3 separate regions of the Homo sapiens genome follow, and all the other regions are linked to region 1. Evidence: chromatin loops called from intact Hi-C (ENCODE). Cell type or tissue: gastrocnemius medialis. All regions are shown on one strand. Each heading gives the region's core, and the rest is flanking DNA. Links, peaks and the distances in the headings are about the cores only.

The links. A loop is a pair of places that touch in the nucleus more often than their neighbours do. Peaks named below come from ENCODE experiments on the same cell type or tissue, not always from the same donor. Only the 100,000 strongest peaks of a DNase experiment are listed, where the experiment ranks them.
Region 2: it touches region 1 in a loop (3-fold over the local background); 2 of 110 quality-filtered maps call a loop at or near these places.
Region 3: a loop joins it to region 1, with 3 times the contacts of the local background. A loop is called at or near these places in 29 of 110 quality-filtered maps.

The regions. Positions count from the first base shown.
Region 1 is chr10:125,145,573-125,153,287 of GRCh38, forward strand. All of the region lies in intron 1 of CTBP2 (C-terminal binding protein 2), which reads right to left. Among named protein-coding and RNA genes, the nearest start is that of CTBP2, 11 kb to the right of the region's middle. RefSeq lists enhancers at 3,728-4,022, 5,907-6,868. In gastrocnemius medialis, for the core only: no CTCF peak of the experiment used is centred there; DNase peaks (open chromatin) are centred at 2,729, 3,445, 3,879, 5,039 and 2 weaker places; H3K27ac peaks cover 4,927 bases.
Region 2 is chr10:124,527,252-124,534,966 of GRCh38, forward strand. All of the region lies in intron 6 of LHPP (phospholysine phosphohistidine inorganic pyrophosphate phosphatase), which reads left to right. Among named protein-coding and RNA genes, the nearest start is that of LHPP, 69 kb to the left of the region's middle. RefSeq lists enhancers at 935-1,104, 5,842-6,375, 6,376-6,908, a cis regulatory region at 1,020 and a silencer at 2,846-2,965. In gastrocnemius medialis, for the core only: a CTCF peak has its summit at 3,055 (motif pointing right); a DNase peak (open chromatin) is centred at 3,060.
Region 3 is chr10:125,080,606-125,088,320 of GRCh38, forward strand. The region is part of intron 2 of CTBP2 (C-terminal binding protein 2); the gene reads right to left. Among named protein-coding and RNA genes, the nearest start is that of MIR4296, 52 kb to the left of the region's middle. RefSeq lists enhancers at 946-1,774, 1,775-2,602, 4,259-5,086, 6,743-7,569. In gastrocnemius medialis, for the core only: a CTCF peak has its summit at 3,862 (motif pointing right); DNase peaks (open chromatin) are centred at 3,126, 3,786, 4,306, 5,306 and 1 weaker place; H3K4me3 peaks cover 876 bases; H3K27ac peaks cover 5,000 bases.

The DNA of each region.
Region 1 (7,715 bases), core at 1,012-6,011:
AACAGCCACTCCCTGCTAGGAAGAAGAAGGCACAGTTGACGGGAGGATTTGTCTTTCTCAATGACATTCACGCCACCATAACTACTGGGATTGCCATGAATCCTACTACTATCACCACCACCACCACCAGCACCACCGTCCCTAATAATAATAATGGTAACAAACAGCTAGCGTGGGAGCACTTCCCACATCTTATTCATTGTGCACACTCTCCAGGATTTGCAATTGAAGAATATGACATTCTGGCCCCAGACCCCTGGTCCCTGGCCAGCTGAGATGCCCTTGCATTCCAGCATGGGTGGTTTCCCAAGGGCATTTTCAAGGACCATTTTGCTTTTCCAAGTGAGATTTTTTTTTTTTTTTAATTTGAGACAGAGTTTTGCTTTTGTTGCCCACGCTGGAGTGCAATGGGATGATCTCGACTCACTGCAACCTCTGCCTCCCAGGTTCAAGTGATTCTCCTGCCTCAGCCTCCCGATTAGCTGGAATTACAGGTGCCAACCACCATACCTGGCTAATTTTTGTATTTCTAGAAGAGACTAAAATATAATCTACAAAATCAATTTCTCCAAAACTAATTAGAAGAGACAGGGTTTTGCCATGTTGGCCAGGCTGGTCTTGAACTCCTGACCTCAGGTGACTGGCCTGCCTCGGCCTCTCAAAGTGCTAGGATTATAGGTGTGAGCCACCATGCCCGGCCCTAAGTGAGATTTTTTTTTTTTTTTGGAGACAGCGTCTTGCTCTGTTGCCCAGGCTGGAGTGCAATGGCACGATCTTGGCTTACTGCAACCTCTGTCTCCAGAGTTCAAGCAATTCTCCTGCCTCAGACTCCCAAATAGCTAGGATTACAGGTGCGCGCCACCACGCATGGCTAATTTTTTGTATTTTTAGTAGAGACAGGGTTTTTGCCATGTTGGCCAGGCTGGTCTCAAACTCCTGATCTTAGGTGATCCACCTGCCTCAGCCTCCCAAAGTGCTGGGGTTATAGGCATGAGCCACCCCACCTGGCCTCCAAGTGAGATTTTTTAATAGCATGAGTTGAATCCAAAGAAACTGCTGGTCCATGAAATGACCAGCCCACTCTGAAGGTGACAAACTAACTGCCGGACAGGCACCTTCCTTACCCCACCTTGCCATTTCACGCACATGACCTACTATTCACACCTGGAGCCCCACAGGAAGCACAGAGCAGTTAACACTGGCTGGGTGGAGAAAAGATATTTGAACATTTCAATCAGAAGACATTTGGTGATGCTGTACGCACATGCGTACTGTGCCTGGCCCCTAGTGGGTGCTCAGTCAGTATCTGTGAATGAATATCCTAGGAGGACATGATTAATTACCACCCCATTGCCAGGGCCTGGGGTCAGGAACATGCTCAAACATCACAGCAGATCTGCCACCCAGCTGCACCTGGTCCAGTTACCACAGCTGCTGCTGACTGAGCACCCACAAGAAACCAAACAGGATGCCACCAAGCAAGTCGACAGCCCTGGTCACTGACCGGCAAACGCACCCATTCCTCAGGGACCTGGGAGGGTGAAGGGAGCTATGATGATGACGTGTGCACAGAGGGAAGGGCAGACACAGTTCCTTTTCCTCAACAAATATGCTCCTCGGAATGTGGCCTGTCATGCCCACGTTCACTGTGGTTTATGTACTGAGGCCTCAGTAGAGGAGAATTCAAACCTGAGCGACCCTTCTCAACAGGCTTCACCTGGGCAGGGTGGCTGGGGCAGCACTGGGCCCCCACCCTGGCTGCCCATCAGGCAAGGCAGTTTTTTTCTTCCTTCTCCAGGAAGAGAAAGTAGGTCTTAAATAGAAAGTAAATATTTTACTGAGCGTTTCTTGGAGTGACCTAATACGTAGTAACATCCCACAGACTAAAATTAACCTCGTGAACAGTTTTCAGTTCATTGCTTTGGGCCCCAGGAATCAATGAGAAAGAAGACGGCTGCTCCCAAACTAAGCCAGCCCCACCAGCCACTCCCCTTCCCTACCACAGGGCACGACATCTTCCAGGTATTTTTAACATAGCACCATGACAGGCTTGGCAGCTCACACCTGTAATCCTAACACTTTTGGGAGGCCAAGGAGGGAGGATTACTTGAGCTCAGGAGTTCATGAGCAGTCCGGGCAACATGGCAAACCCCATCTCTACAAAAAATACAGAAACTAGCCAGGTGTGGTGCCCTGTACCTGTAGTCCCACCTACTTGGGAGGCTGAGATGGGAAAATTGCTTGAACCCGGGAGGTCGAGGCCGCAGTCAGCCGTGATTGCGCCACTGCACTCCAAGCCTCGGCGACACGGTGAAACCCCCATCTCGGGAAAAAAAAAAATTCTAACAAACACATACGGTACGTCAGGCCAGTTCTAAAGGCTTTAGAAACACTACTTCATTGAATCCTTACAACACACCCTCTCCTTACCCTCATTTTACAGATTCAGAAACCGAAGCCCTTTGCAAAGGCCTCCCAGTGTGGGAGAGAAGTCCAGCATTTCTTTCCATCCCTTCTTTGCCACACTTCCTTGTTTTGCCTCTACTAAGCTCTAGGAGGGCAGGACCATCTCTCCTTGGGCCGAGCCTCAGTGTTTGAAAGGAAGAAAGACATTCACGACCTTCCAGTGGGACCTCTCTGGTCACCAGCCACCAAAGTGAGCACAGCAGTTAGCTCAGTGCTTTCAAAGTGCGCTGCCGGGGCCCCTAGAGCAAAACTTTGGATCTGAGCCAGGACCCTGACATGCCAAGTAACCACCAGGTTGCAAAACTCCCAGCTACAGGCGTGACCAAAAAGGTGGTCCATGTGCTGCTGCAGCCCCCTTCCCACTAACCACAGCGAACCCAGGCTCTCCCTCCCACCTTGCCCGCTGCTCTAGAAAACAAAAGAGAATTAGGAAAGTAAACTCCTTTTTAAGCTTCCTTGCTGAGAAATATTTTAAAAGACTGCTCTGAGGGGCCAAGTAACATACGGGATTTGCTTCTAAGCTCTCGGGCCTGACTGGGACACAACCAGGGACCCAAAAGCACAACTGGGTTGAGTCATAACCCCCCTCCCTTCATCCTCTACGGACATGAGAGCCTCAACTAAGACATTCTCGAATTTACCACAGGAGTGTCTTCCTTTGCCCACTATTTGGAGCCATGTGGCCAATTTAGGATAGAAAAATATTACCCACTATTCAAGGCCTTCCTTAAATGCTGAGGAAGACATCACTGCAGACACAATTCCAACTTTAATTGTGAAATCTCCTGGCTTTTGTCACTTGAAGCCTCATTCTTAATCCCAGGCTTAGCTGAGAAATGAGAAGGATGTGTGCAAGTGGAGGAAAAAGAATCCTCAACCCTGAGTGAAAAGCATGCGCCGTGGAGGAGCGAGGAGAATGGACACTCTGAAGATGCTAGGGCTGGGAAACAGGGTGCTGGGGAAAACTGGCTCGCTGGCCTCAGAGCTGCGGCAGGTCCACCACTGCGCCGTGTTCTGCTGGAGGAACCTGGATGCCAGCTCAGTGGATCTTCTGCCCAGCGCAAAGGATCCCTGAAACCTGGAACAGGACAGGGGACACACCATAGACACGACATGGGCTCTGGAAGACCACTCACAAGGCCCGGCTCACAGGAAATGACCATTCATGGGAACCTGCACGCCGCAGTCATTCTCATGCTTAGATGCCACTTTCCAAGCAACAGCCTCTGAGAAAGCAGCTTCCCCCTTCTCAGTGTCCCAGTGAGGCACCACAGAAAGGAGAGGGCTGGCCCAGGGATGATCCTGGCCCCACCACCCTCTTCCAGGTGGAGTGAAGTGGAAGGAGACCTGTTTAAAAACTGCAGGGGGCACTTAAAATGGGCTGACTCTATTCATACCCAAGCTGGAGGTGAGCCAGGACACCGGGACTCACATGACTGATTTGTCAAGAGACTCCTCCCAGCACTTCCTTGAGTCATCCACAAGACAGAGCAGAATCCAAAGGCCAAGATGGAGGCGGGGGGCACCCAACATCCACACCACCCCCGGCCCCACCAGAGCCCCAGCGGAAACCAAGGATTTCCAGAATACACATGTGCTCACAAGTGTACACACGTGTTCACAAAAAGAAGAGAAGGGTTGTAGAATAGGAAGGTAATCTTATAAAGAAAAGCCTGTTTTTCAGGAAAACCTTCACCTTGTGGGGACCTTACCCTCTATGGAAAGCCAAGGTCAACCTGGGAGCTCCCGCATCACCTGCTCCGGGTACTCTTCCGGTGGAGCGGGGCTGGTCTCTGGATTTGAAGACACACCCAACTCTGTGCCATTCCCTGTCAGTTCTCTGATAGCCTCTTTGAAAAGAAGGCTGTTCCCTTTGTTCAGGAGTATTAATTCAAATTCCTTTCTAAGGCCCACACCACACGGATGCAGGGGAGCGACCCAAAGGAAGTTCACCCGGCAAAACCTAGTTTCTCCCTGGTTTTCACAGGAGTGGTGCAAACAGACTATCACAGTTAGGAGAAATCCTAAGCATCTTCCCTGTCTCTTGACCCCCAACTCCCCAACGTGGAACCCACAAACCAGATCCTATTTCAGGTGTGCACATGGCTCCAGTTGAATGCCAGAGGCAACCAGAGTTGGGGAGGGGTGCATCCCATGGACCCAAGCCCTCCCTCGAGGGAGATGGGGGGTGGAGGGCAACTGAGATCACACTATCCCAGACCACAAACATGGTCTTACCTATTGATGAAATGATACCTGGCCACTAAATCCAATTTTACCACATGAAACCCTAAGCACTGTGAAAGCTACACACATAACCCCAGGAGAGTGTGCCCATGCATTCTTGGAGTGTGGGGTGGTGCTGCATCAGAGACACACAGATGAGGGCAAGGGAGAAACAGCTTGGGAGGAAAGAAGGAGTCTAGTCTTGGTTAGTGTGGCAAAGCCATCCCCAGACATTCCCGTGTCCCAGTCAAAGGCCACAAGAAGCCTCGGTCAGCCACAGAGAAGCCAGAGCCAGGCGAAGTTGGTAGTAACTAGCCAGACTTAATTACCTAAGCTCCCTGGCCCTGACTCTTCATTGGTAAAACAGTGACTAACTATCACCTGTGCCTCTGCGAGGACAGCGCTGTGCTTGGCCAGGGCTGGAGAGCCGATCTCAAGGCAGGTGTCTGGCCTTTTCCCGGACATAGTGAGTCTGTGATCCAGAGTCTGACCCACGTATTCAACGGGGCCTGCCTCACTTCCTGCTCTAGGATGTTTTACATTCACTGCACTTTTGGAGTGAATATTCACAACAGCCTGGCTCCTGTTTGGAAGCCTGAGGCAGGCCCCGTTGAATACGTGGGTCAGACTCTGGATCACAGACTCACTATGTCCAGGAAAAGGCCAGACACCTGCCTTGAGATCGGCTCTCCAGCCCTGGCCAAGCACAGCGCTGTCCTCGCAGAGGCACAGGTGATAGTTAGTCACTGTTTTACCAATGAAGAGTCAGGGCAACGCAACAACACACAATGGCCCAGCGAGCTAGTGCCAGACACTAAGTAAGTGCTCAAGAAATGGTTGCTCTCTAGTTACTTGAATAACAGGTAGAGCGCACTTGAATGGCTGCATAAGTTTCTGGAGCACCAAATTAAGTCTGCAAAACATAGAGGCGAACACAGAAATTCCTCCATGGAGAAGACGAGGGCAAGACGAAACGGGCCAGATCGCACCGTCCTACCACTCTGCGCTCGGACAACCTCTAGTCACATGCCTCGCCAGGCTTCAGGTGTTGGGAGCCGCCGGGGTGAACAGCAGAGAACGCAGCAGAGGCGCGCAAATGTCACTCGTCCTCGACGTGGAGTTCTGCTGAAGGTCTCAGTGGCCCTCGCTGTTTCCCACAGCAACTGCCACTGCGCTATTTGTACTACAAGGAAAACACCCAGATTCGAAGGTTATCCAAGAACCGTGGTCACCCCCAAACACTGCCCAGGAGACGAGATCCCAAGCCGGTCAAGTGGAAATGATGCCGCTGTTTACCGTTTGCTTGCAACTCAGCCACCATCGCGCAGTCAATCAACGAACCTCACCACTCACCACGACCCCAGGAGTCCCCATGAGTGCCCGGAGTCCGCGACCGCTGCGGGGTGGAGGCGGCTCTGGCCTGGTGCAACCAGGTCCCCGCCCCTGCTCTGAGCCTCGAGTGCGGGCTGGGGGCCAACCTGGTGTCCCGCGTGGTCTCGAGGCTCCTACCTTGCCGGGGCCTCGCGGACCGGAGAGGGGCCGGCGACCCTGCTGGCTTGAGGCGGCGTCTAGCTGGACCCCCGCCGCCCCGGGTCCGAGCGGCCCCGCCCAGCACAAAGGCCAGCGGGAGGAAGGAGGAAGTGGGCACGGAGCGGGGGGAGGGGGCAGGGCCCATTCTCACACCTCTCAACGACTTCCCCGCGGCGGGAAGCGGCTCCATTTACAAGTGTAAAGGCGAGGCGCGAGGTGGGGGGGCCCGGGGGTGTCAGATACCGCGGCCCGCGGAGGGGCCAGGGTGGGGCCGCCAAGTGCCCTGCGGGGGGAAGAGGGCACAGCTGGGGCGGGGCCGCGCCGCCAGGTGTTCTGGCCCGCGGGGGCGGGGCCTCCAGGTCCACCCGCCGGGAGGAGAGGGGCGAACCCCAGGGATGGAGGGGGCTTCACCTGGGGCTCGGGAGCCAGGAACCCCGGGACCCCGGGACCCCAGAAGCCCGGACGCCAGGAGGCCCGTCCTTGCAGCAGGGTGGGGCACCCCCGCGGTCCGGGAAATGCAGGAGACCCCGCCCCCTCCAGGTAGAGCGCGGCCAGGTGTGGCGGACTGGCGCTCCCCGCAACAGAAGGTCGCGCAGGACACCGGAAGTCGTCCTGGAGTCAGTCTGAGCGGATCGCAGGGGTTCCAGGCGCCCCAGGCCCCCCACACCGCGAGTCACAGGAACAAGGAGGAAAAACAGCCTCTTTATGACTTGGGGGAGGCAATTCAATATTTCTTCCTGGCATAAAATAGGAATTGCTCTATTTACCCAGCCCGCAGGAGCGTCGTGAAGATTAATGACTGTGAAATGTTTTTAAGATCAAAAACATTCCCAGATTTTACTTGTAGGCACTTATATGTGCATATTGGTATCTGTACAGCAAAATATACTCTTTATTGATTGCCCTCCTAGTGTGACTTCTATTCCGTAATCTGAAAGCCCCGAGATAAAGGAATCAGGTCTGTCTCTGCCTGCTCCTGAAACACTAGGAAATATGGGTAGGAAATGTCAGGTCAGCTGGGCATCTACGCTGAGCCTCTATCCAGTCCGCAGGGCAGATAGAGCAATCCAGAGTGCGGACCACAGCTGAACGTCTGGAGAAAGGGAAAAAACTTTAAGATTATTGGTCACCCCCCACTGGGAAGAAAACACAGTATCCTCCCCAGCTCATTAGGAGGTGCTCCCAAAGCCTGAGTCTCCATCAGGGTCTCGGGTGTTTGCAGAGCCTTGGCTGGCACTGGGAGCCAATGGTCAGCCAAGTTCTGCCTGTGCCAGGAGCCCACGCAGCCCATCTGGCCCGGCAGCTCCAACAGCAAGGCCTCCCTGTTCCGAGCAGAGTAAGGCCACATGACCGCACAGAGGACAATGTTGGGCTTCCCAGGGGTGTCTCCACTCCAGGCTGAACATTCTCAGTTCCCTCAACCGTTCCTGGGACATGGCTTTAAGAGCTCTCTCGGGCCCTGCCCGCTGCTGGCGCTGGCTGTACTCCAGGTG
Region 2 (7,715 bases), core at 1,067-6,066, 620 kb before region 1:
GAATCTGCATTTTTGACCCTTTGATTGCTACATCTTTTCCAGCCTGGAAAAGTGAAGAAGGAAGGAAAGGGGGCTCAGAGGCCCCTGACTCCTGTCCTTGCAGGCACAGCTGGACGCAGTTCTTATTTTCAACCATCTTGCAGCAGTGGTTTTATTTGTGCACAGGTTCCTCTGTGTCATGGGTGGGTCCCAGGATGTGAACCCGGTGTGCTCCTCTAGCTCCACTGTCCTCAGGTTGGGGACAGCCAGGGACAAGGCCCCCTACTCCAGCTCCAAACGTAGTTCCAGGCTGGGGTGCCCTTTGCCCAGGCCCAGCCTGGTAGCCCCGGGTGCTCTCCCTGACTTTTCATGAGCCCGGGGGCTGAAACCAGAGCAGCAGGGAGACAGAAAAGCCCAGCCCCACCCTCCAGAGGGGGAGTCCAGCTGCCCGGAGACCCCAAGAGCACTGCCAGAATCTGGGTATGAGACCCAGTCCCCTGCCGCGTGCTAACCATGTAACCTTGGACGTGATCTCTTTGTGCTTTTTTTTTTTTGTTTTTTTCTTTTTGAGATGCGGTCTTGTTCTGTTTCCTAGGTGGGAGTGCAGTGGCACCATCATGGCCCACTGCAGCCTGGAACTCCTGGGCACAAGTGATTCTCCCGCCTCAGCCTCCCAAATAGCTGGGAAACAGGTTTATGCCACCACGCCCAACTAATTTTTAAATTTTTTATAAAGATGGAGTCTCCCTGTGTTGCCCAGCCTCCTGGGCTCAAGTGATCTCCCCGCCTTGGCCTCCCAAAGTGCTGGGATTACCCGGCTTGAGCATGATCTTTTTGCCTTGCTTGGCTCTGGGTTTCCTCATGTGTCAAGTGGGGCTGAGCCCCAGCTGTGTGGGCTGAACAGGGGAGGGTTAAGCTCGGCCCCTAGAGTGAGGGCCCGCCATGGTGGTGGCTCCCGTATGGCATATTTCCCTAACGGTTCCCATTTGGTCTGTCCTGCTAGACCAGGCTGGTGGGACGTACACTGACTCTGGGGTTCTGTCCACCCCGTGGGTGTGGTCCACCACATGGTCATGGTGGCTTTCTAGGGTAGACTTGACCTTCCCCACTGCCTTTATTTATTTATTTATTATTTTATTTTTTTTTGAAACGGAGTCTTGCTCTGTTGCCCAGGCTGGAGTGCAATGGTGCGATCTTGGCTCATTGCAACCTCCGCCTCCCGGGTTCAAGGGATTCTCCTGCCTCAGCCTTCCAAGTAGCTGGGAATACAGATGTCTGCCACCACACCCGGCTAATTTTTGTATTTCCACTAGAGACGGGGTTTCGCCATGTTGGCCAGGCTGGTCTTGAACTCCTGACCTCAGGTGATCTGCCCACCTCAGCCTCCTAAAGTGCTGGGATTAGAGGCGTGAGCCACAGTGCCTGGCCTTCCCCACTGCCTTTAAAATCTCTATGGTCCCCACTGCCCACGGGAGGAGGCCCAACCCTGTCCTCTGTTAGTCCCCTGGTCCCCGTAGATATTTACCAAGCACCTACTATGGCCAGGCGCTGTTGAGGATGTGGGGGATCGAGTGAATGTGGCAGGTGTCCCCTGCCCTCTAGGGCTGTTCTTCCTTCTAGGGAGGGAGGTTCAAGCCCCTCTCCTGATGCCCAGCTGGCCTCCCAGCGTCAGGGATCTCTGCTCTGTTGGTCCCCTGGAGTGGCCCTGGGGCCACCACATAACACTTTTGTAAGAATAAGAGTTATTTTTTATGGCACAATCGCCCCTGCCCTGGGTTTGTGAATTTGGGGGATTCTTTTTTTTTTTTTTTTTTTTTTTGAGACAGAGTCTTGCTCTGTCGCCCAGGCTGGAGTGCAGTGGTGTGATCTCGGCTCACTGTAAGCTCCGCCTCCCGGGTTCATGCCATTCTCCTGCCTCAGCCTCCTGAATAGCTGGGACTACAGGCACCCACCACTACCATGCCCAGCTAATTTTTTTGTATTTTTAGTAGAGACGGGGTTTCACTGTGTTAGCCAGGATGGTCTCAATCTCCTGACCTCGTGATCTGCCCACCTCGGCCTCCCAAAGTGCTGGGATTACAGGTGTTGGGGGATTCTTAAGGAAAACCACCTGAAAGTGCGGGGTTATTAAAAACAGAAACCAACCCATGCACCCACCACTCACGAGCAGCCCACACAGCTCCCACCTGACCAGGGCTCCCCCTTCTCATGGGTGAGTGAAAGTTGCTGAAAATAGGCCTCCTGGTGAGGAACCTCCCAGCCAGCCCTGTCAGTGGCACTGAGGCTGCTCTCCGACTGTGGCATCCCCCATGTCTGTCCTCATTACTGAGCAAAAATTTGTGCAGAGGAGTGCTCTACACTTTCCAAGGGTTTAATCCAGGAGCTGAGGGCCAGGGGCTCCATGACTGTAGACTCAACATCCTGGGCCACAGCCATCCGTGAGGGGGAGGACGAGGGGCCACGCCCTGCACTCTGTCCCAGCATCCCCTCTCCCTGGAGCCATGCAGAGATGGCCTCATTTCATCCCACACTCACATGCGGGTCCTAGACACCAGCTCATGCACATACACACACACACACACGCACACACACACACACACACATGCGCACATGCACCCACGCACTCTCTTTGCCTGTGGGAGGGCAGGATCCCAGCTGCCCCAGCGGGGAAGGGGTGTGGGGAATCAGCCCTGCAGATGCGGTGTGAGGGGCAGACATGGCATGCTGGTCTTTGGCAGTGTGGTCCCAAGTGGGGGCGGCTGGAGAGGTGCCTTGCCACAGGGCCCAGGCCACCCGCATGCATCCCATGAGGCCGTCCAAGCCCGTCTGCCCTGCATCAGAGAGGACACCCCAATGCGGGGAGGGAGGAACCTGGTGAAGCCAGGAGCGGTGGGCAGGGGCCAGCAAGGATCCCCAGGCCCCCAGGGCAGTGTGCATCCGGCCTTCTTGCATGCCCACCTGGCATCCTGCCTGCCGCCTCCTGCCTCCCGCCCCACCCCTCCTGCGTCCCAGCCTGGTGGACCTCTCAGGGTTCACTCTCATTTCCTCCTCCCCACGCCACCTGCTCGGGCCACAAGAGGGCGCCTTGCTGCCAGGGATGGGACAGGCCGGGCCTGCTGGAGCCAGGGCCGATGCACGCACAGCTACATACACTCACCCGGGCCCACGTGTGCTCACGAGGGGCCCCCATACCCACACGATCCCGCATCCACATGTGCGCACGCCAGGCCCCACAGGTTCTCAGGCCCAGGCCACACATCCACAGGTGCCCACTCTCATGCTGGCCTCATAGTGCATGCACACACACACACACACACACATATACATACACTCACGCCCAGACCCCCCCACGCCCCAGGCCACACATGTGGGCCTGCTCACACCCCACTCATTCCCTCCCAGATGCCGCACCACCCCCATGCCCTGTGTGCCCTCTGCCTCTCGGGGCCCTGGGGCCCCAGCTCCAAGAACCACGGGCTTGCTTTAGCCAGGCTTCCACAAGCCTGCCCATTCCTCAGGACACTGACCCTCTCCTCTGCCACCCTTCACGGGTGCAGACGATGAGCATGGAGAACACCACAGCGCACAGGGCCGAGGGCCACCATCAGAGTCTCCTGCAGCCCTGGATTCCCTGGGCCTGAAGCAGGCAGAGCGGCCAAGGTAGCCTCATCAGCCTCACCAGCCCGTCCTTCTTGTCTCCCTGGCACCTTGTCAGAGAGAGGCCTAAGAACACGCTCTGGGCATTGGGGGCCTCCCAGTGTTCCCTGCGAGTTTGGAGAGGCCAGGTCCCTGGGATGAGGACACGCCCACCCGCCAAGCTCCCCTCCTGCCAGTCCCACCTGGAGCCTTTATGCATGCTGTCTGCGCCCTTCACCTGTCCCACCACCTCTTCTTTGGCCTGCCTGGATCCTGCCATATCCTCAAGGCCTTCCCTGGTGATGGAATTCCAGAGTCCTCCCAATTGCAAGGGCCTGAGGGATCCGCTGCCCTCCAACCCCACACCCCGTCTCAAGGTCATGTGCTAATCCCGTGCAAGCTGGGGTGTGGGCTGGCTGCCATGTCAAGCTCGTTTCTGTTGTACCCAAAACACAGTCTCACCTCCAGAAGAATTACCTGGCACTCCCTGGAGTTCCCGCAGCCTTCTCATTTTCAAATAATTTTTCAGATTTCCAGAATAGAAAGAAATTCCATACACCCTTCTCCCAGAGACAGACCCCATTCAAGCTTTGCCAATCATTCCATGAACTCCTCTAGAGAGGGGAAGACCCAGTCCGGGGCCAGGCAGCTCTCTCTGGTCTCTCTGGACTCCGTCCTGGAGCACTTCCCTGTCCTCGCCTCAGTTCTCACAGATTGCCAGTTTTGAAGATTACGAGACAGTCATTTTGTGTGGTGTTTTCTCATGATACAACCCAAGTTACGCGTTTGGGGCTAGCATTGCTTAGAAGTGGTGCTGTGCTTGTTCTCATAGGCATGTAATGTTGGTTTGCCCAAATATTGCTGATGTTAACCTTGACCTCTTGTTTAATGGCAACCACATAATGTGTTTTTCCCCTTTGTGATTGATACGTATTTGTGGGGAGATGCTTTGAGGTGATGCGATGTCCCACTTTCATCTGCCAGTTTTAGTGTCCCTTAGTATTTCTTGTTTGAATGAATGATTTCTATGATGGTCGCCAAATAACTCCATCATTCTTCCTTGTATTTACTCCTGGTGTTTTACTTTAAGGAAAGATGTTCTCTTCTTTCCACTGATTGATGTATGCCAGTGTGGGCTCGTGGCTTCCTATGTAATTCAGTGGGTTATCGTCTGTTAACCGTCATCACTGGGATATTCAGATGGTCCCCGACGCAGGCACTGGCAGCCCCTTCAGGCTGGCCCTGTGACCTTTCGGCACATCCTCACCGTTCTTTGAGCCCTTCCTTGCATTTTGGCCCAAAAAGATGTTTCAGGTTCATTTGTTCAGTCTTTGCTTCAGCCCTGGAATCGGCCATTTCTCCAAGGAGCCCCAGTTCCTTCCAGTGGAGGGCACTGTTTAGAATCTCAGCCCAGGGCCCCAGGTGTGCTTGTGTTGTCTCTGGGCATTGCTGCTCAGGCCCTGGCGGTGGACAGAGGTAGGAAAGATGCGCATGGTATGCAGGTGTGACACACACATGCGTCCATGCTTACCCTACCCACCTGGACCTGCCCAAAAGCCCGAGCTCACAGCAGTGCCTCCGATTCCAGTCCAGCAGCACAGGGTTCCTTCTCACCTCATGCCTTTACACGTTCATGCCTTCCTTCCACAGCAGGGAGAAGCCTGGCTTCCTCATTCTCTCTCCATCTGCTTATCGCTCTATCCCATGTAGAGCCAAGTCCCTGACCTTGCCTGTGGTGGACACTCTGCGTTTGTTAAACTGAATAACAACAATCCTCCCTATTGGGAGAAACCTTTTCAGCTTCCCAGGCCATTTCTGCATTTGTGGTTCTCTTCCAAGCCTCTTGGGTAGGCATAGAAAGTCTTCTCTGTTTTCCAGGGAAGCTGCAGACTCACCCAGCATCACCCAGCTGGTAAGGGTGTAGCAGGACAGTGCCAGCATGTCTGTCCCAACTGTCCCTATGGCCCCTATGGAAGATTAGCTATGTGGTGGCAAAGTGTCCCGAGGAAGGGGCATTCTGGGATGTTCAGGTGCTCGACTGGGCTGGGACTTGTACTTTGGAAATGAGAAGAAGCCCAGGCTCAAATCTTTGCCCCACTGCTTGCTGGCAGGAAGACCACTGAGCCTCAGTTTTCTCATCTGTAAAATGGACTTATTTTGGACTTACTTCCCAGGTATCCTCAGCACCTTTATTACAGGAGCTCCATTAATACATGGCTGCAGGAGGTAGTTCAGGGAAGCAATGGGAGTGGAATGCTGGGTGCATCACGGCCTGGGGTTGTCAGCCTGGCCTCTGCAGGCATCTGAGATATTCCTGAGGGCAGATTCAGCCAGGCCAACACTTCTGGATAGAACCACAGGGCCATAAACTGAGACCATTGAGGGAGACTGCTTGGCTTGGAAAACTCGCCCAGGGACCATGTGCTCTGATTTGCAAAATGCACCCCCCAGAGCGGCTTCCTGCCTTCACTTTGTGCAGAGTTGGGGGCGGCAGGGGCGTGGGGGGTTGGATGGACCATGTCACCCAAAAGTTTGTGTCCTCGGATGGGGAGGGGAGAGCGTCTGCCCAAGCACAGCCTGGAGGCTTCCCTTACTTCCGATGACCTTGTGGCAGTCAGTGTCACCCGGACAGAGTGTGGCACGCCTTGGGGACCAGCCCCTCCCAGAAGGATAGGCGCTTGATTGGAAACGTTGACTTTTCATTTAAATAAGTAAAGGTCAAGGCCTACTGCATGGCGAGGAGGAGATGGCTCTTCCCTGCCTCTGTCCTCCCTTACCCCCGTGTGAGTGGACAAACCCCCCGTCCTCACCCAGGTGGCCCGCTTCTGCCACCCGCACTATATCCAAGACACAGCCCAGCTTTGCAGGCACTTGCCGTGTGCTCCGCAGTGTGCAGGGTGATGAGATGAACAAGACCATGTGGCCTGAAGGGTCCCACGCTGCAGAGGGCCCCAGCCCAGGGCCAGACCCCAAGTGTGTGCCTGGAGTGACTCAGGGGTGCGCGAGGAGGACTCAGTGGGATATGGAATGCAGGGGCTGAGGCATAGGGAGTGACACAGGGGCTCAGGGCTTTCCCATGAGTCGAGGCTCATTGGGTTGGCAGGGACCACATCTGCCCTGGTCGATGCCCTGCCCATGCAGGCTCTAACGGCAGAGTTTGGGGATTGGGGCGGGGGATGCAGGGGGCCTGGGGTGGGGAGCTTGGGGGCAGTGGGCCAGGCAAAGCAGAGCCCTTTGCTGTGTTGGAAACCCCTCAGAGGCCCTAGGCGTGATAAGTGAGTGTGACGCAGGAGAGTCTCTCTGCATGGGCCACCCACAATTGCAGAGAAGACGCCCTGCATGTCATAGGCTTGGCGGCCCATGCCGGGAATTTGGCATGGCCGTCTTTCCTCCGGTGCTGGGGAGCTCAGCAGCTGGAGGCAGATGCTGGATTGTCTTTCTCTACCGCAGCAGGGCAGGTAGCTTGTCTTTTAGTTTGTTTTGTTAGTCTCCTGTATCTGTGACTCTGCAGAGAGCCAACGGCAGGAAGAGGGCAGCACCGGCACGTCGGAGGCCGAGGACGGCTTAGACGGGAGGTCCGGAGGCTCTCAGCCTGACCAGCCCTGGCCTAGGGCCGGGGAAAGGCCTGGGCTTTGGGGTCAAGGGCAGGGGATGAGATCTCAGACCCACGACCTAACCATTGACCTGCCTGGGCCACTTCACCCCTGCATGCTTCCTTCCCTGTCTGTAAAAGCGGATCACGTGAGGGGCCTTGCAGGAAGCTCTGAGGCCCAGTGAGGCCCCCGGGAGACAGGCGAGACCGCTGTGAGCGCCCGTCCTTCCCGCCCGGTGCCTGGCAGGTTCCTATGCGCTCTCGGGGCTTCGGGCTGGGGCCCTGCTGCGGCGAGGGGGGTGCTCCCCAGGCTGGCGCTGTCGGTGGTGTGGCTTTGGCTGACACGAGGTGGAGAGGATCTTGTTGACCTGACCGTATAAAGTAGCAGTGAGGCCTTACAAGTAGTTCTAGGCCTGGAAAGGAAAGGGAAAGAAAGAGCAATGGAATCTGGTATTTTCTCAGGTGTCCTGGACTCCATCTGAAAGATTTCGCCATGGGAAACATTCCT
Region 3 (7,715 bases), core at 1,067-6,066, 65 kb before region 1:
CCAGACGCACATAAGAAATTTAAAAAGGGGGAAAAATAGTCACGCAAGAAATCCATGCATACAGCAGCTGAAGTCATCAATTATTTATTGAATGAGGGAACCTTAGCCATGGCCCATCTGGAAGGGCCAGACTTAGGTCTCAAGCTGTGCCCTGCAGGTCAACAGCAGGAGCTCTTCTGACCTGATAGGAGTCTCTGAACTCAACTCAGGGTCACAGGAGTGCACTTTTAACGTTCAGTGGAGGCAACTGCACATGCGTCACCTCCACAAATTAAGGGCACAGCGCTGCCTCCCACATCCCATACCCAGACCTGGTATGTTACGATGCACAAAATCATGTACAGGACTTAAAAAAAAAAAAAAGGAGATTGAGATAATAGCTTTACAGTGGAGAAAGACGGACTCGATCTTAGCCAAGTGATCAAAGTTAACCCCACCAATAATAAGATAAATTCACATGATGTGCCCTCCTAATCCGCTGTGCTGACAACAACAGTGGGTCCTGAGCATTCCCGCCCAAAGTGCCCAACTCCAATCAGGAAAAAACACAGGACAAACTGAACTGAGGGCCATTCTACAAAATGACTCATCTGCTCTCTTCAAAAACATCAATGTCATGGTACAAAGGAGGACAAGAAACGGTTCCAGATTAAAGATGACTAAAGAGACAAGGAAACCAGAGGCAACGCAGAATCCGAAGTTTCTTTTGCTATAAAGGATCTTATTGGGACTACTGGCAAAATCAGTAAGATCTGAATATTAGATATGATTATCAATGTTAATTTCCTGACCTTGATACTTGTCTTATGTGAAAGAATGGGCACTGTGTTTAGGAAAAATTAACTCCTCCATCCCTAAATACTTTAGCCTTATATATTTGCAAATATCTCAGAGGGATCTGAAGATTATATACTCTGTGCGTGTGTTTCTGTATATGAGAGAAACACAAGCAAATGTGGTAAAATGTCATTTGGAGAGGCTAGGTAAAGGGTAATTAGAAATTCTTTGTTCCATTCTTACAACTCTTCTGTAAGTCTGTAATTATGTCAAAAGAAAAAGTTAAAGGGAAAAAAAAAATAGACATGAATGGCCACAGTGATTGTGTTCAAGTTTTAGAATCAAGATTGACTGATATTTTCCCAGAGAACCCAAATTTTTGCAATGTGATTTCATTACTCTTTAAGGTAAACTACCAAAAATAAAGTAAGAGTCACAGCATGTCAGGGGCGCTTCAGATGGAAAGACAGGCGGGTCAGGCAGGGCAAGGTCCCAGGCCTCCTTCTGTCTCTGCTGTTGGCTGCTGCAGAGGAAGTGGCCACCGAGAACCCACCCTGTCTCTACCCAGGCTCAAGTATCCAAACCCCAGGCCAGCATGGTCAGCGCTGCCCAGGGGCAGGCTCTGTACCTGCTGCTGTGTGCCAGAGAATTCCACACGGCCACAGTACAGTCCAGAAACCAGCCAGAACCAGCCCGTGGGCAAGGGAACAGACCTGAAAGTCACAAAGCTTGGCGTGCCCTCCCTGATGGCCCAAGGTCAGGGCTGGCCACGCCGGAGCTGGGGGCTGCCCTCCTCCCCCCAGGCAGCCTGTCTCTGCAGGCCGGCTCCGGGACACACTGTCTTCAAAATCCCCATCCATGCTCCTTACAGCCAGTGGACAGCCTCGCCTTGGAGATGTGGCCAGATGGGCTGCCTCTTAAGTCCTCGTCCATGCTCCTTACAGCCAATGGGCAGATTCACCTTGGAGATGCTGCCCTTCTGGCCTCTCTCTGGAGAAGACAAAAAACTCAGTAACTTCCCCAAAAAGCTCCTGCTTTATGTACTGAACTTGTACTTCCCACTAAAATCAATTATTAATAAGATTTAATAGGCCTCTTGCCTCAGGTATCATTTCCAGCTAATTTTTACTCCCCCATGAGGAGAGTATGGTGGCTGCACAAGTCACGTTTGCACACTGTATCCATGATCATTCTGCCAGCTTTCCTCTTTTTTTTTTTTTTTTTTGAAACAGTCTTGCTCTGTCGCCCAGGCTAGAGTGAAGTGGCATGATCTCAGCTCACTGCAACCTCCGCCTCGTGGGATCAAGTGATTTTCGTGCCTTAGCCTCCTGAGTAGCTGCGACCACAGGTGCACGCCACCACACCTGGCTAACTTTTTGTATTTTTGGTAGAGACGGGGTTTCACCATGTTGGCCAGGGTGGTCTCGAATGCCAGACCTCAAATGATCCGCTCGCCTCGGCCTCCTGAAGTGCTGGGATTATAGGCGTGAGCCCCTGCACCCAGCCTTTCTGAGAATTTTCACAGGACATATGTCCAGCAGGCCTCGGCATTACCTTCTACTCCAGAAAATTCAGCTCAGAAGCCAATGCTCCAGGAGAGGGTTTCCCAGAGCACACCAAGCAAGATTTAAGTGCCCTCTCTCTCTGAGCCAGCACAGGGTCCATCTCTCTGGGGGGTTGGTCCCCACCAGACTGCAAGTACTGGGAGGGGATGGTTATCCCCTTGGCTCTGCAGCCAGCGGCTGCTGCAGAACACGTGTTGGACTAAATAAAGCTAGACTTAAATTCTGCCTTCACGTCGCAAGTTTACATCTGACACCAACAACGTAAGACCACCAGGGCCAGCACGCATTCTCAACATACTTTCCAAAGCTGGAAAAAAGCACAGCCAAGTCACTCAGAAAAGCCTCTCTTGATTTGGCTTCTGGATAAAAAAGAGTCTCCCTGTCGTGCCAGATGGGGTCAACTACTCGGTGAAAACAGAGGCCCATTCCACAGGCACCACTGCTGAGCCTCTGAGTTCCCAGGACAGGGCTGTCCGAGGACACAACACTGACAGCCATGTGCAGACCCCCGACCTGGGCGAGGATACCGCCCTCTGAGACTCAGTCGCCTGTCTACAAAAAAGGAAAAGATACCACATTACCGTGACCATCTAGTCTAATGAAAATGCCACCAGGATCAAAGACCATAACGCAAAGCCCTCTGTTTGCACCTTAGTCCGAACAAGCACCCAGGATACACTCGCTGTTGTTTGTTTGTTTGTTTTAAGGCAGGATCTCACTCTGCCTCCCAGGCTGGAGTGCAGTCTTGACCTCCTGGACTCCAGCCGTCCTGCCACGTCAGCTTCTCAAGTAGCTGTGACTGTAGGCACGCACCATCACACCCAGCTAAAGTTTTTTTTGTTTTGTTTTTTTGAGACGGAGTCTTGCTCTGTCATCCAGCTGGAGTGCAGTGGTGCGATCTGGGCTCACTGCAACCTCCGTTCCCTGGTTTAAGCATTTTTCCTGCCTCAGCTTCCCGAGTAGCTGGGATTAGAGGCATGCGCCACCACGCCCAGCTGATTTTTGTATTCTTTAGTAGATATGGGGTTTCACTATGTTGGCCAGGCTGGTCTAGAACTCCTAATCTCAAATGATCTGCCCGCCTTGGCCTCCCAAAGTGCTAGGATTACAGGTGTGAGCCACGGCGCCTGGCCCCAGCTACGTTTTTTGATTTTTTGTAGAGAAGAGAGCCCACTATGTTATTTTATTTTTTGTAGAGATGTTATGTATGTTGCCCATGCTGGTCTTGAACTTCTGAGCTCAAGCAATCCTCCTGCCTTGGCCTCCCAAAGTCGTGGGATTACAGGTGTGAGCCACTGTGAGCCCAGCCGGCTGCTGTTTAGAAGTGCATCACAAAGGATGCCTTGAGGGGCTTGGGGAACATCTCAGGGAAGAAGCTGCACGGAGAACGGTCCAGTCATCCTTCTATTTCGAGCCAACAGCAGCCCCGTGGAAGGAAAGGTGACTAAATGAGAAGGAATGTGACTCAGAGGGAGGCGCTCTGGAGGCCTCTGTGCCTACCCCAGGAGGGGCTGGCCTCTAGGTGGAGTCCCTACCAGTCCGGAGGCTCCCGCCCAAACCTTCCCCATCCTCTCTGGGAAGGGAGGGCGTGAGGAGGTGGTCCCCTGGAAGCCACCTCCCCAGCCCTGAGGTTCACACCACCTCAGTCTCAGGGGTCCGGGGGTGGCCCCAGTTAAAACATGGGTTTCCAGACCAGTGAAGCACTCAGAAGCACAGCCCTTCTCCTTGCCCGTTCTGTGTCCCCTGGCAGAGGGTGGGTCTGGTATCTGTGTAGCAGGTCCTGACCCCACCCAAGCAGCAGCAGTGTCCCAGCACCCCCGCCTTCCTGACCCACCGGCACTCTTTCCCACCAAGACGCCTTGAGATCCCCAAAACACGTCTCCACTGCTGCCCCAAGTCTGCCCCCAAAGGTTTGGCCTTCGCCACCTGTTACTGCCCAGGCTTGACACACAGCCATGAGTTCCGCCGTCGCCACGTCAGCAGATCTCTGCCAATGTGTGCCTGCCCTTGAACATTTCCCCCAGCTCTAGGCAAACAAAGCCCTCTCCTTAGCAACAGCTCACTGGGCAAAACCCAAAGATGACCCGACCTGGCGCACCTCCAGCACTCCAGGTCTTGGCTCATGACCATGGGACTGCGACAGAAATTACCTTCAACCCTCACGTCACCACCCATCACCCAAGCTGCGACACCAATACATCAGCAGGAGAAATGAGGCGGATTGCAAACAGCTGCCGAGTTCCAAGATAAAGAGTTTTATTTTGGTGGCTAAGGGGAAAAGTAGAGAAAAGCCGCCAACATTTTTACCAACAGCATAATTATATGAGAGAAAACTCCCTCCTTTAAGATTCCTACGCTGCCCTGACAGCAATTTAAGCAGCTGAGAAAAGATGGTGAAGACAAAGTCATTACGGCAGGATCCCGTCTCCTTCCTGTACACACGCCTGACTCTCTGTAATGACAATGAAAGAAAGCTCTGCGGGCATATGGCAGGGGAGCCACCTCCGTGTGCAACAGCAGTTGCATCAAGTCTTTAGTGCAGGATTTAGCTGTCTTAAAGATCCTATTAACCAGAGACAATTTCCATCCCAGGCTCCAGGCAGAGCTGGGAGCTTTCCTTCAGAAACGAGGGCGAAGAACCTCCAACAGTAAGTTTTCTGCGGGCGCTGGAACTTCCAGCCCAAAGCCTTCAGCAAATCACTCCATGGGGAAATCTAGTCCTGTCAGCTTTAAACTGGCCACCTTGCATTAACAGGGACTCTCGCAGCTGGGGTGTGGGTAATCTCAATGCACAGCTCTGCTACTATATGAGTTCACTCAAATGATCCCCTTGTTTCTGCTCTTATGCCTTCCAAGCCATTTTCCAGAGACACCCAGGAGGATTCTCACTGGAAACTGAAATGTGATCCTAGCCCAGTGTCTGGAAGCTCTCCAGCAACGCCCAGTGCCTTCGTGGTCAAGATCCGGGTCTGCCCTCACAGGGCCACAACCGCACTGGCTCCTGCCCTGGGTACAGCCCCTCGGCCTCCAGACCTTTCCCCAGATGCCCCATGGCTGGCCTCCTCCTGCCACGCCAATCTCAGCCTCCCCACAGAGAACCACTCCCTGTGTTCTCACCAAAGGGTCCCCTCAGTCCAAAGTATCTCTCTGGTCTTAATGTTTGTGTCCCCCTGCAAATTCCTATGCTGAAAGCCTCATCCCCAAGGTGGTGGTATTAGAGGGTGAGGCCTTTGAGTGGTAATTAGATGATGAGGGTGGAGCACTCATGAACGGGATTAGTGCCTGATGAAAGAGCTCTTTTGGCCAAGGCTCGGTGGCTAATGCCTGTAATCCTAGCACTTTGGGAGGCCGAGGTAAGTGGATCACCTGAGGTCAGGAGTTCGAGACCAGCCTGGCCAACACAGCGAAACCTCATCTCTACTAAAAATACAAAAATTTGTCGAGCGTGGTAAACTTTGATCCAGCAATCCCTGTAATCTCAGCTACCCGGGAGACTGAGGCAGGAGAAAATACAAAAATTTGCCAAGTGTGCTGGTAATCGGCTGTAATCCCAGCTACTTGGGAGGATGAGGCAGGAGAATCGCTTGAACCTGGGAGGTGGAGGTTGCGGTGAGCCGAGATCACACCACTGCACTCCAGCCTGGGCAATCGAGCAAAATTTTATTTAAAAAAAAAAAAAAAAAAAAAAAGGAAGATCTCATTTGACCCTTCCACATAGCGAGAGAGTACCGTCTCTGAACCAGAACTTGGGCCCTCATCAGACATCGAATCTGCTGGCATCTTGGTCTTGGATTTCCCAAGAATTGTGAGAATTAAATTTCTGTTGCTATGAGCCACCTGCTTATGGAATTTTGTTATAGTAGCCAAAGCAGACTAAGACAACATGCTCTCCACTTGACACTGAGAAAGCCAGGCCCTCAGGGAGGGGGCTCCGCCTCTAGAACACAAGTTCAGTGGGAGCGCGGCCACTGCACCTGCGGATCCTGAGGAACAGTCCACGACACACACGTGCGCCCACACACACGATCTCTGAATGGATGGATGACTGAGTCTGAAGAGATCATGAGCCAGCCCTGATTCTTCAGCCCTAACTTCAACCTTGAAAGGAAAATTTGGGCAATTTCTTTCTTTTTTTTTTTTTTTTTGAGACAGAGTCTCGTTCTGTCACCCAGGCTAGAGTGCAGTGGTGTGATCTCAGCTCCCTGCAACTTCCAACTCCTGGGTTCAAGCGAGTCTCCCGCCTCAGCCTCCCGAGTACCTGGGATTATAGCCTGCCACCATGCCCGGTTAATTTTTGTATTTTTAGTAGAGACGGGGTTTCGCCATGTTGCCCAGGCTGGTCTTGAACTCCTGACCTCAGGTGATTCGCCCACCTCCAGCTCCCAAAGTGCTGGGATTACAAGCATGAGCCACCGCGCCCAGCCAAGGGACATTACTTCTTAAGTACAGAAGCATCAGTGAAGGTCAGTGGCATGATGCGCTGGGCCGTCCTCCACAGGTTATTATAAAGAAGACATCCATGAGGACGAATGTCCACACCTGCCAGGAAACACTCCCCCAGTCCCCCTGAAGGGCAAAGGTCTGTCTTCCAAAGAGCCTGGGCCTGCTCCTTTTGTCATTCTACTGGCCCAACACCCACTCACATGTCTCTCATCCCCCCACTTAGTCCTCATTTTCTCGAGTCCTTCAGTTTGACCAACAATCAGACCCCACATCTAGGAGTGTGCTGAATAACTCAGCTTTGTTTAAGCACAAGAGGTCTCTGGGATGCTTCAACGCCGACTCCCACAGCATGCCACAACATGCCTTGTGGCCAGGCGGCCTGACTGCAGCTCACAGCATGTACATGCTCTCTCTCACTGGTGGACAGCTTATGTGGCTTTACAAATTTTCTTGATTTACAAGAACTGTGCTTCCTTGTCTCCCAACCCAGTTCTGCCCTCTGGAACCGGTTGCCTCCCCATTTCCTGGAACAATACTCCAAGGACAGGTGCTTCTTCTCTGGGCTCAGCAGCCTCGGGTGCCTGAGTTACTTTCCTGCACCGTCCATTCCCACCTCCTTCGGTGAGCTCTTCAAATGGTCAAGGCACAGCTCACATCCGGCCCTGGAATCTGACCCAGGACGCCAGCCCACAGAGAACTGTCCAGGATGCTTGAGAGCCTATGGAGCCACCAAGAGCTAAACTGAAAAGGGACAAAAGATCACAGGAGATCCTGTCAAGACAACTGTAACTGGTACGTACTGTGCGTCGGAGATACTGTACGATGTCATTCAAGAAGCTCACGGAACAGCACTGCAGTCGGCAGGAGTAACAACAGAACCAGGATAGTGGAAGGAAGTTGGCAAGGGGCGTGGACCGCTGTGGGGGATTC